Linked DNA regions of Homo sapiens: region 2 is linked to region 1. A link is an interaction called in ENCODE POLR2A ChIA-PET data of the cell type or tissue named here. Cell type or tissue: OCI-LY7. All regions are shown on one strand. Each heading gives the region's core, and the rest is flanking DNA. Links, peaks and the distances in the headings are about the cores only. Region 1 overlaps MPP4 (MAGUK p55 scaffold protein 4). Region 2 overlaps ALS2 (alsin Rho guanine nucleotide exchange factor ALS2).

Region 1 (4,402 bases), core at 266-4,265:
CAGCAAAGAAAGTTTTACCAAAACACAAACCATTATGAAAGCAGAACTAAACATACGTGGCACAGCACTTTGAAAATGGCTGGGATTAAATTCAATAAGTTGTCTTCTGAGCTCATTTACTCCAACACCAGAGGGTCCTAAACACAAAAAGTCACACACAGAAATCATCAGATGTGGATAAATATAATTATGTGATGGAATTATCATTTTAGTCCTTCTACTGAAGAAACTTGAGAGCAAATATTTTTAGGGAAATTATGTAACTTCCTTTCTCATAAATTGGAAGAACCCCAGAAAACTCTTGGGAATTTTTCTAGTGACCCATGGAGTAATCCACATTGTTTCAACATTCAGGAATGAGGTAAGGAATCACAGGAACCTGACCCCCAGCAAACTTCATCTAATGTTGAATGCCATGAGAATTAGCTGGTCTCATTTTAGAGAATCAGAGAGCTCTGCCTTTCTTCTTCAAATGAGGTTTTTATCAAGTGACAGCCAGAAACCAGCATCAACAATTATAGGTTCTGTGACTTACAGAATTCAGGGGCACATTCCTGACAGATGATCGATCAGCACCCCCATGTCCGGCCGGAGGCAGGGCCGACTTCATGGGTATAGAACCTGTGCAGTTACACAGGGCACATGCTTAGAAGGATACTGTGCTTGGATGAATTCTCTACTATTGCATCTTGAAATCTTTGATAATTTTTTAACAAGGGGCCCTTGCATTTGCATTTTACAATGGGGCCTGCAAATGATATTGCTGGTCCCAGCTGTAAGGCACATCGTTCTGCTCTACAGGGACCTGCCTTGCTCATGAAGCTAAACAGGCAGACACGAAGGCAGTAGGATACAAGTTGCTACTGCTACAGGGACCAACTTTGCAAAAGTCATGGTCACAAAAGCAGGTCACTCCTGCACTATCTTTGCCATGATCTTTATAAAGCACCAAAGATACAGTCCAGAAGATGTTAGATACTTTTCTAAAGGAAGTAGTTACAAATTTCTTAGGGGAATGGACTTTAAGAATTTAACATATTTCTCAGGGAAATGGACCTTAAGAATTTATTTTCAGGATACAGGTTAATGATCTGTCTGGGGAAACACTCATCTATGTTTACAGAACAATTCTAAGCAGGCAAAAAAAAAATCTCAGTCATAATGACATCGTAATACTGGTTATATAGTTCATGGACACCATGTCATAACACATTCACTTGTAGATTTTTTAAAAAGCTTGATACAATAAAATGTTACTTATAAACACACATGTACAATGGCTTTGTTTTTTAAAAAAGGTATTTGTATGGGGGTCCATAAAGAGTTCTACTTTCACCATTATTCCCAATGCAAGACACCTGAATCTAGAAGGAAGACTTCTCAAGGAGGAGGAGAGACAGTGCATGCTGGGACATACCCATGAGCACTATGAGGCGGTACTTGTCTGAAGGGCGTCGCTGGTACCTCACCACCTCCTCGTAAGGGGCACCCACTGCACTGTAGCAGCTGCCGGTGCAGCACACACTGGCATGCAGCGGGCTGAGGTGAGACTTCCTGCGACAAAGGCGCATGCTGCGGCGGAAGCCAGCTAGGGAGGGGAAGTGCACAGAACGTAAGAACCAGGCAGGAGAGATCACTTGTAGCTTCACACCTGATGAAATATGTAGCAACCATGATCCTAAAGTGTTCATTAATATAGTCAGGTCTGTCTGAAGTTAGAAGATGGGAAGTAATATGAGGGAAAAATATGAAAATGCCCCCTGTGCTAGCCCATCTAGCACCTGCTCTGGGCCAGGCATTGTCTTGGGTGCTGGCGATAGATGGCTCAACTAATCCAAGGCCACTTTCTCATGAAATCTACATTTTGTAGAAGAAGAGAGACAAACATAAAAAACAACAAAAAATAAGTACTCATAAGAAGATGAGGTAGATAGAGAGTGATGGGGGTGCTTTTTTAGATAGGCAGTAAGGTTGGAGTATCTCTGAAAGGTTGGCGTTGAGCAGACATCTGGAGGAAGGCAGGGAGCCACATCAGGAAGCCTCTGCAGAGACGGGCAAGCCAGGCCAAGGGAACAGCAAGTGCAGTGGTGCAGAGAAACGAACTGTGCTTGGAGCATTTGAGGAACAGCAAGGAAGCCTGTATAGCTGCAGGGCGGTAAGCAACAGGGAGTATGGAAATAGGGTCAGGGAAGTGGCTGGAGCCAGATCACACAGGGCCTCTGAAAGTGTTGGATTGTTGTGGAAGTGTGATGGGAAGCTGTTGGTAGTGACATGATTTGATTCATGTTTCTGAAAGACTCCTCTGGTTGGTGTAAACCGTAGGGAGAGCAAGTGTGGCCTCAGGAGAGAGCAGTTAGGAAGCTACTGCAGTGGTCTGGGTGGGAGATGAGGGTGGCTTGGGCCAGGGTAGAAAGAGTGGAGCAGGCTCATTTTTCACATTTTTCAGGTGGTTTCACTAAGACACAGACAGGTTAGGTGGTTGCTTAGGACTGTGTGATCAGTGCAAAGTTGGACACATGGGTCATGATTTCTAAGCTCCTAGATTCCTGCTTAATCTGCCTTTCGAATCATAGGGCTTTCTGGTATCTTCAGAGCTGTTTCCAGGTGCTCTCAGTAGACAGAGTTAGCAACTCTATGTGTACATATAAATACACATGCACATTTCGATCTATATTTGTATGTCTATATATTGAAAACCATGAGTTCACACCAGTACATACAATGTCAATCCAACACTACAGGATTCATTCTAGACTTCCCCTTTCCATGTTTGTAACTCCCTTCTCTAACAGTGAGAACCCTGGCCCTTGTTTTTTTTTTGTTTTTTTGTTTTTTTTTGCTTATTGTATCAATCAAGAGCACTTAAATGTGCAAGATAGGGGACAGACAGTGTTGATAGCCTCGCACAAAGTGTCAGAGCCCAAGCTAGATGAGGCGGGCATCTTTGTAAAGCCTGTTGGGTATCAGAGGCCAAGTGATGGCAGCTGCCCTCTTGATTTTACTCTGCCTCTGACAATTGGCACCAGGCTACCATTGTCCCCTGCACAGATGCCTTCTTCACCCTGCTCATGCTCCTTACTCTCCACCTTTGTGTAGCTGCCTACTCTGCTCAGCTCTACCTAATAGCTTTTAGGCTGAATGATTCTGAAAGCAATACAGAAAGGTGGCCCCTTGTTTTTTTTTTTTTTGTTTTTTTTTTTTCACGCTCCCCTGATGATTCCAAAATGCATCCAGCTTGGGAACCAACCTTCTAGACCCTGCGGCTCTGCTAGTTTTCCCCTGCCTCCCTATAGAAGGAAGCCCAGAGCGGTTTTACATGAGTGGTACCTGGTCCTTCACAAAGCTCTGCCCAGGTGACAGATGATAGAAATGTGGCCATAAGAAGTAAGTTTAAAAGTCAGAGACTTTGTCTCTTTAGCATAAGATAAATAGGTTACGAAACAGTCTGGAAGAAAACAAAAAGATTTGTGTTTGATGAGTAATTAATAGATAACCCAGTGGAAATTAGATGAATAACAATGAATAATTAATGGATCAGAATATTGACAAGAAAAAAGGACAGAAAGAAAAGGAAACTAGAATGAGGAACAGGTCTGGAAATGTTCATTAGCAAAAGAAACTTTCAAAACAGTGTCAGGTTTGGAAACATAATTTAACAAGTGACAGAGACCCACCTCTTGTTAATTTATCACCTACCTATAAAGAACTTCTGACCGTAGCCAACAAACTCCTCCTTGTCTGAAACACAAAGAACAGATGGAGCAGAATATGTGAGAGCGAGAAGTTTATTCAGAATAAATTCATGAAATCATTTTCAACTTTTCAAGTGACCACCTTAGTAGACGGCAGCAGAGTTGAATTTATCCTTGAGTGGCTCACCGAATGTTCTAAGCATTTTTCATCCTATTATTCACACACAACAAACTATAGGGACGCACTTCACAGAATTTGAGCGTTACACTGAATGTATTCTGTCTAGTATGGTTAAAGCCAAAACGAGTTTATTAATTTTTTAAGATAAGTTTCCTTAGGATATGTTTAAAAATACATACCCAGTTCTTATGTTTTTACTATGATTCAGTATCATATAACTTTAAATAAGCATAAAGTAGCTTTTTGTTCTTCTCCCTCCCTGCCTACCCCCCTGCTGTTGTTGCTCACTCTGGAGTGCAATGGCACGATCTCGGCCACTGCAACCTCCACCTCCTGGGTTCAAGTGATTCTCCTGCCTCAGCCTCCCGAGTTGCTGGGATTCCAGGCACGCACCACCATGCCCGGCTAATTTTTGTATTTTTAGTAGAGATGGAGTTTCACCATGTTGGTCAGGCTGGTCTTGAACTCCTGACCTCAGGTGATCCACCCACCTCAGCCTCCCAAACTGCTGGGATTACAGGGATTACGC
Region 2 (4,402 bases), core at 215-4,214, 78 kb after region 1:
TAGCCGGTGTTGTGGTACACACCTGTAATCTCAGCTACTCAGGAGGCTGAGGCATGAGAATCACTTGAACCTGGGAGGTGGAGGTTGCAGTGAGCCAAGATTGCGCCACTGCACTCCAGCCCCAGTGACAGAACGAGACTCTGTCTCAAAAACAAACAAACAACAACAACAATAAAAAAAACCTATAAGGGACTTTGGAGTCATTATAATTTTTCTAGAGCCTTTCAGGGTAGAAACAAAATGAAATCACATATTTCGATGGGATTTGAAAGGTGAATGTCTCAGGACCAGTTTTAACATACATCTATATCCTAGTGTGGTGCTAACTTCCTAGGATTCCACCTAACTAGTTTTATGTAAGGGTGGACTAGTTAACATTTGAGAAAATCCTGTAACTGATTCCTCTCAGCATTTGCTAAGGTAACCTAAACACCTGGCATAAAGTCTAGCATGAATCCAGGCTGGGTAACACCCCTGCCTTACAGGTGTATGCCATTATACAGAAAGCCAGGGCTTTAAAGAGCTCTGTTTAACTCATAGTCAGCATGCATCCAATAAATTTTGACAACTACTGAATGAGTAGCATCTGATAGAGTCTCAACTTTAGACAGTTTCATAAAATGAATACAGTTTATTCATCTTGATAAGGCCCTAAAGGGAAACTGAATCCACAGAAAACTCAATTTATCTACAGTCATACTTTCCTCTGTCATTTCCCTGAAGAAAATTAAATTTAATTAGACACAGGTAAATATTAAATTACTGGAGTTCCAGATCTTGTGGTGGCATAATCCATACAAACAACTATGATCCTTGGCTTTCCAAATGTCCAAAGAGGTATACATGGGAGCTTACCACTTCAAAACAAGTAGCAAGCTTTAGCAAAACTTTTGCGTAATTATGAAGTCGTCTGATTGGCAAGAAAAACAAAGTATTCAGTATTTCCATCAACTGAGTGTTTTCGTCATTCACTTCTGACAAATCTTGCAACAGCTCTTGGTTTTTATTTAGGAAATCACTAGAGGCAGAGGAAAAAAAAATTTAGTTAATCATTTTGGAATTGGTAATATGTACATTAAATAAAAAATTTCACTAGAAAGTACCTCTTTCAGAATGCACATTTTTTAGGTGCTGTGAAAGTAGAAATACAATGAAATAAGCCAGATATAATTAAAAGAATTTCCCTATCTATAAGACAGGATTTTTAGTATGAAAAGTAGCAAATGGTAGCAATACAAACGGTTAATCACAGACTTGTGCCTATATTCTAGGAAATGAATCATGCATCCAACAATTTAAGATGAATAATCAGAGACCAGCTGACACCATTACCTGTTAATTTCAAAGCCAAAAGTCACAGCAATAAATGGCAAGACTAATTGTTCTAGGCAGCTGTGCTAAATAGAAACACTGGAAGAAAAAGCAAAGCTCCTTGCTCCAACAGAATTAGTGTGGATATTAAAACACTTCTAATTTCTTCTTTTTTCCTTCAATTATTGATCACCTAACAAGAGTTTATTATAGGAAAGTAATAAAAAGCTGCAAGAACTAGTATTACAGTTAACAAGAAACAATAAAGATGATTATATGTGAAGATTTCAATGCTGAGATCTTCAAAAGCATTTCAAACTGAAGCCAAAAATTAGCTAATATTCAGTTTTTAATAAATTCATTGTTAAAATTTTATTCCAAATTTTAATGCTGATCAATAACCCATTCAGGCTTAGCTCACCAAACCAAAATACTTAATGGTAAAGCAGTAAGAGTTGGTGAGCTGGGTGCAGTGGTTCACACCTGCAATCCCAGCACTTTGGGCTGCCAAGGTGGGTGGATAGCTTGAGCCCGGAAGTTTGAGACCAGCCTGAGCAACATAATGAAACCCTGTCTCTGCAAAAAATACAAAAATTAGCCAGGCATGGAAGCGCACACCTGTAGTCCCAGCTGCTCAGGTGGCTGAGGCAGGAGAATCATTTGAGCACAGGAAGTTGAGGCTGTAGTGAGCCGTGGTTGTGCCACTGCACACCAGCCCGGGTGACCAGCCTGTCTCAAAAAAAAAAAAAGATCTTAGATAAAGTGCCCAGATTTTATTTATATTTGGCTGGTGCTAATGTTCCTACTTCTTTCTCCACGTTCTACTGCAGAGATCAGCTGAGGACTTATTTAATTTTACACAAGTGTTCTGCTTTGACCTGCTCCTGAGAGACGGAGGTAAGATATAGTGAACACAAACTCCCTTGGACCATATTTCTCCTCAATACCCAGTACCCAGTCTACAGTAGACCAGAAATGTTCCAACTCTTGTGAACTCCATTACTTTCCAGGACTCACTCATGTCCTTACCTATAATCTTCCCCGAAAGAGGCCAAGCTACACTCCTAAGAAATCTGAACCAGAAACCATCTCTGATCAGCTTATCTTTTCTTGGGAGTTTTTAATCTAATAGTGGCAATATCACTCTTTCCTTATATGGCAAGGTCTGTACTTTTTACTCAGATTTTTAAAATAAAAAAATATTAAAGGTAGAAACAACCTAAGTGTCCATCAGCAGATGAACTGATTGATAAAATGTGGTAATGTGTACATACAAGAGAATATTATTCAGCCATAAAATGGAATGAAATTTTGACGTATGCTACAACATGAATGAACCTTGAAAATACTATACTTAAAGAAATAAGCCAGACACAGAACGACAAATAAATACGTGATTCGACTCATATAAGGTACCTAGAACAGGCAAACTCAAACAGAGAGGAAGTAGAATAGAGGTTACCAGAGCCAGGCAGGCAGGGGGAGACAGTATGGGGGGAGTTATTATTTATCATGCACTGAGTTTTTCTCAGAGATAATGAAAAAATAGTGATGGTTATACAACATTGCGAATGTATTTGATGCCCCCTAAATTGTACACTTATTAGTGTACAATTAAGATTAAAATGATAAATATGACATTACATATATTTTATCACATTAGGAAAAAAACTTGCATAATAATCAAACCACCAGGCAAGCCTGATGTGAGCAGCTGAGTGATCAATTAGATGAATGATAAGTGCTTGTGCATCATCATCCAAGATCCACTAACAGCCATGTGGGCAGCCTAGCTGTGCTTTAGACATTCTCAAACTCTCCTCTGAAAATGAAATCTTTACGGTAATTTTAAATATTGACTTTGTAAACAGAAGTTGGAAAAAGATGTCATTGCTGCCTTTAACTATGTAAAACCCAGGCTCTGGGCATGGTGCTGTGCAAAAGGCAAGAGGCTTTCAACTTATGTCATCTCATTTTTCTGCTCTAACAAGGTCAATTCTTCAGTACTGTGAATCTAACTCGGAAATACCAGAGGAAGGTCAACAACAGCAGAATAAGGAACCAGGGTCAGTAACTGCTGTAGCCCTTCAGGAAGCCCAGAAGCTTTCCATTTAAACTGTCACAAGTCTCCATCTATTTTTTGCATCTTCCTGTAATTAAACTTGCTTTTCTTCAAGCATTACTATTTGCAAAAATAACTATTGAATTTTCTTTCTGCTCCATTTAATTATTGGTTTGGCTACAGCCCCATTTTCTCCTATTTTCTTTGGCTATGATTCAGCATTTCACCAACATTATAGGTTAACTAAGCTATTTTATTCATTATAATAAAGATATTTAAAATAATAAATATAAAATCAGTAATTACAAATGTAAACTTGTCAAAACCAGAAGTTCTCAAATGTAAACAACAACAACAACAAACAATAAGTCCATCCATGTGCTGCTTATAAGAAATATATCAAAACAATGCAGACAGGCTGAAAGTAAAAGAATGGAAAATTGTGGTGTATTAAGATCAAGAATTTTAAAGTTACTACATAAGGTTAAAGACATATTCTTGAAACTGTCATTTTAAAAAAATAAAGGCCAAACCCCTATATTTTGGAAATCAACAAGCATGTGAGTCCAATAATTCATAATGGATTAGAAAAATACTTTCGAAAATATTTAGAACTGAATGACTATAAAAACAAAACGTACTAAGACTTGTAAGATTCAGCTAAAGCAACAATTAGAGGGAAATTTATAGCCTTAAATGGCTACATTAGAAAAATTTTAAATTTGAAAAATTAATGAACCAAGTGCTAAACTAGAAGTTGTTAAGAAGTTAACAGGTGAACAAAAAGAAAGTAGAAGGAAATAAAAAGCAGAAATTAATGAAATTTTTTAAAAGCGAAAGAAATGATTCCCTAATTTTTGAAAAAATTAATTTAAAAAGGGGTAAACTGCCGACAAGACTGATCAAGATAAAAAAGATAAAAGGCCCAAATGAATAATCGTAAGAATGAGAAACAGGGGGTACAACTACAGTTATTCTGGTGTAATCATTTTAAGACTATGGTAGGAACATTATGCCAATAAGCTTTAA

The links. Peaks named below come from ENCODE experiments on the same cell type or tissue, not always from the same donor. Only the 100,000 strongest peaks of a DNase experiment are listed, where the experiment ranks them.
Region 2: POLR2A ChIA-PET joins it to region 1 with 14 read pairs; 2 of 35 experiments call an interaction of 5 or more read pairs at or near these places.

What each region holds. Positions count from the first base shown.
Region 1 is chr2:201,654,781-201,659,182 of GRCh38, forward strand. It overlaps MPP4 (MAGUK p55 scaffold protein 4), which reads right to left. Exons shown (of 22, transcript NM_033066.3): 16 at 3,697-3,738; 17 at 1,418-1,588; 18 at 57-137. Among named protein-coding and RNA genes, the nearest start is that of TMEM237, 13 kb to the left of the region's middle. In OCI-LY7, for the core only: no CTCF peak of the experiment used is centred there; no DNase peak of the experiment used is centred there.
Region 2 is chr2:201,732,421-201,736,822 of GRCh38, forward strand. It overlaps ALS2 (alsin Rho guanine nucleotide exchange factor ALS2), which reads right to left. Exons shown (of 34, transcript NM_020919.4): 13 at 856-1,018. Among named protein-coding and RNA genes, the nearest start is that of MPP4, 36 kb to the left of the region's middle. In OCI-LY7, for the core only: no CTCF peak of the experiment used is centred there; a DNase peak (open chromatin) is centred at 1,981; H3K4me3 peaks cover 921 bases; H3K27ac peaks cover 1,486 bases.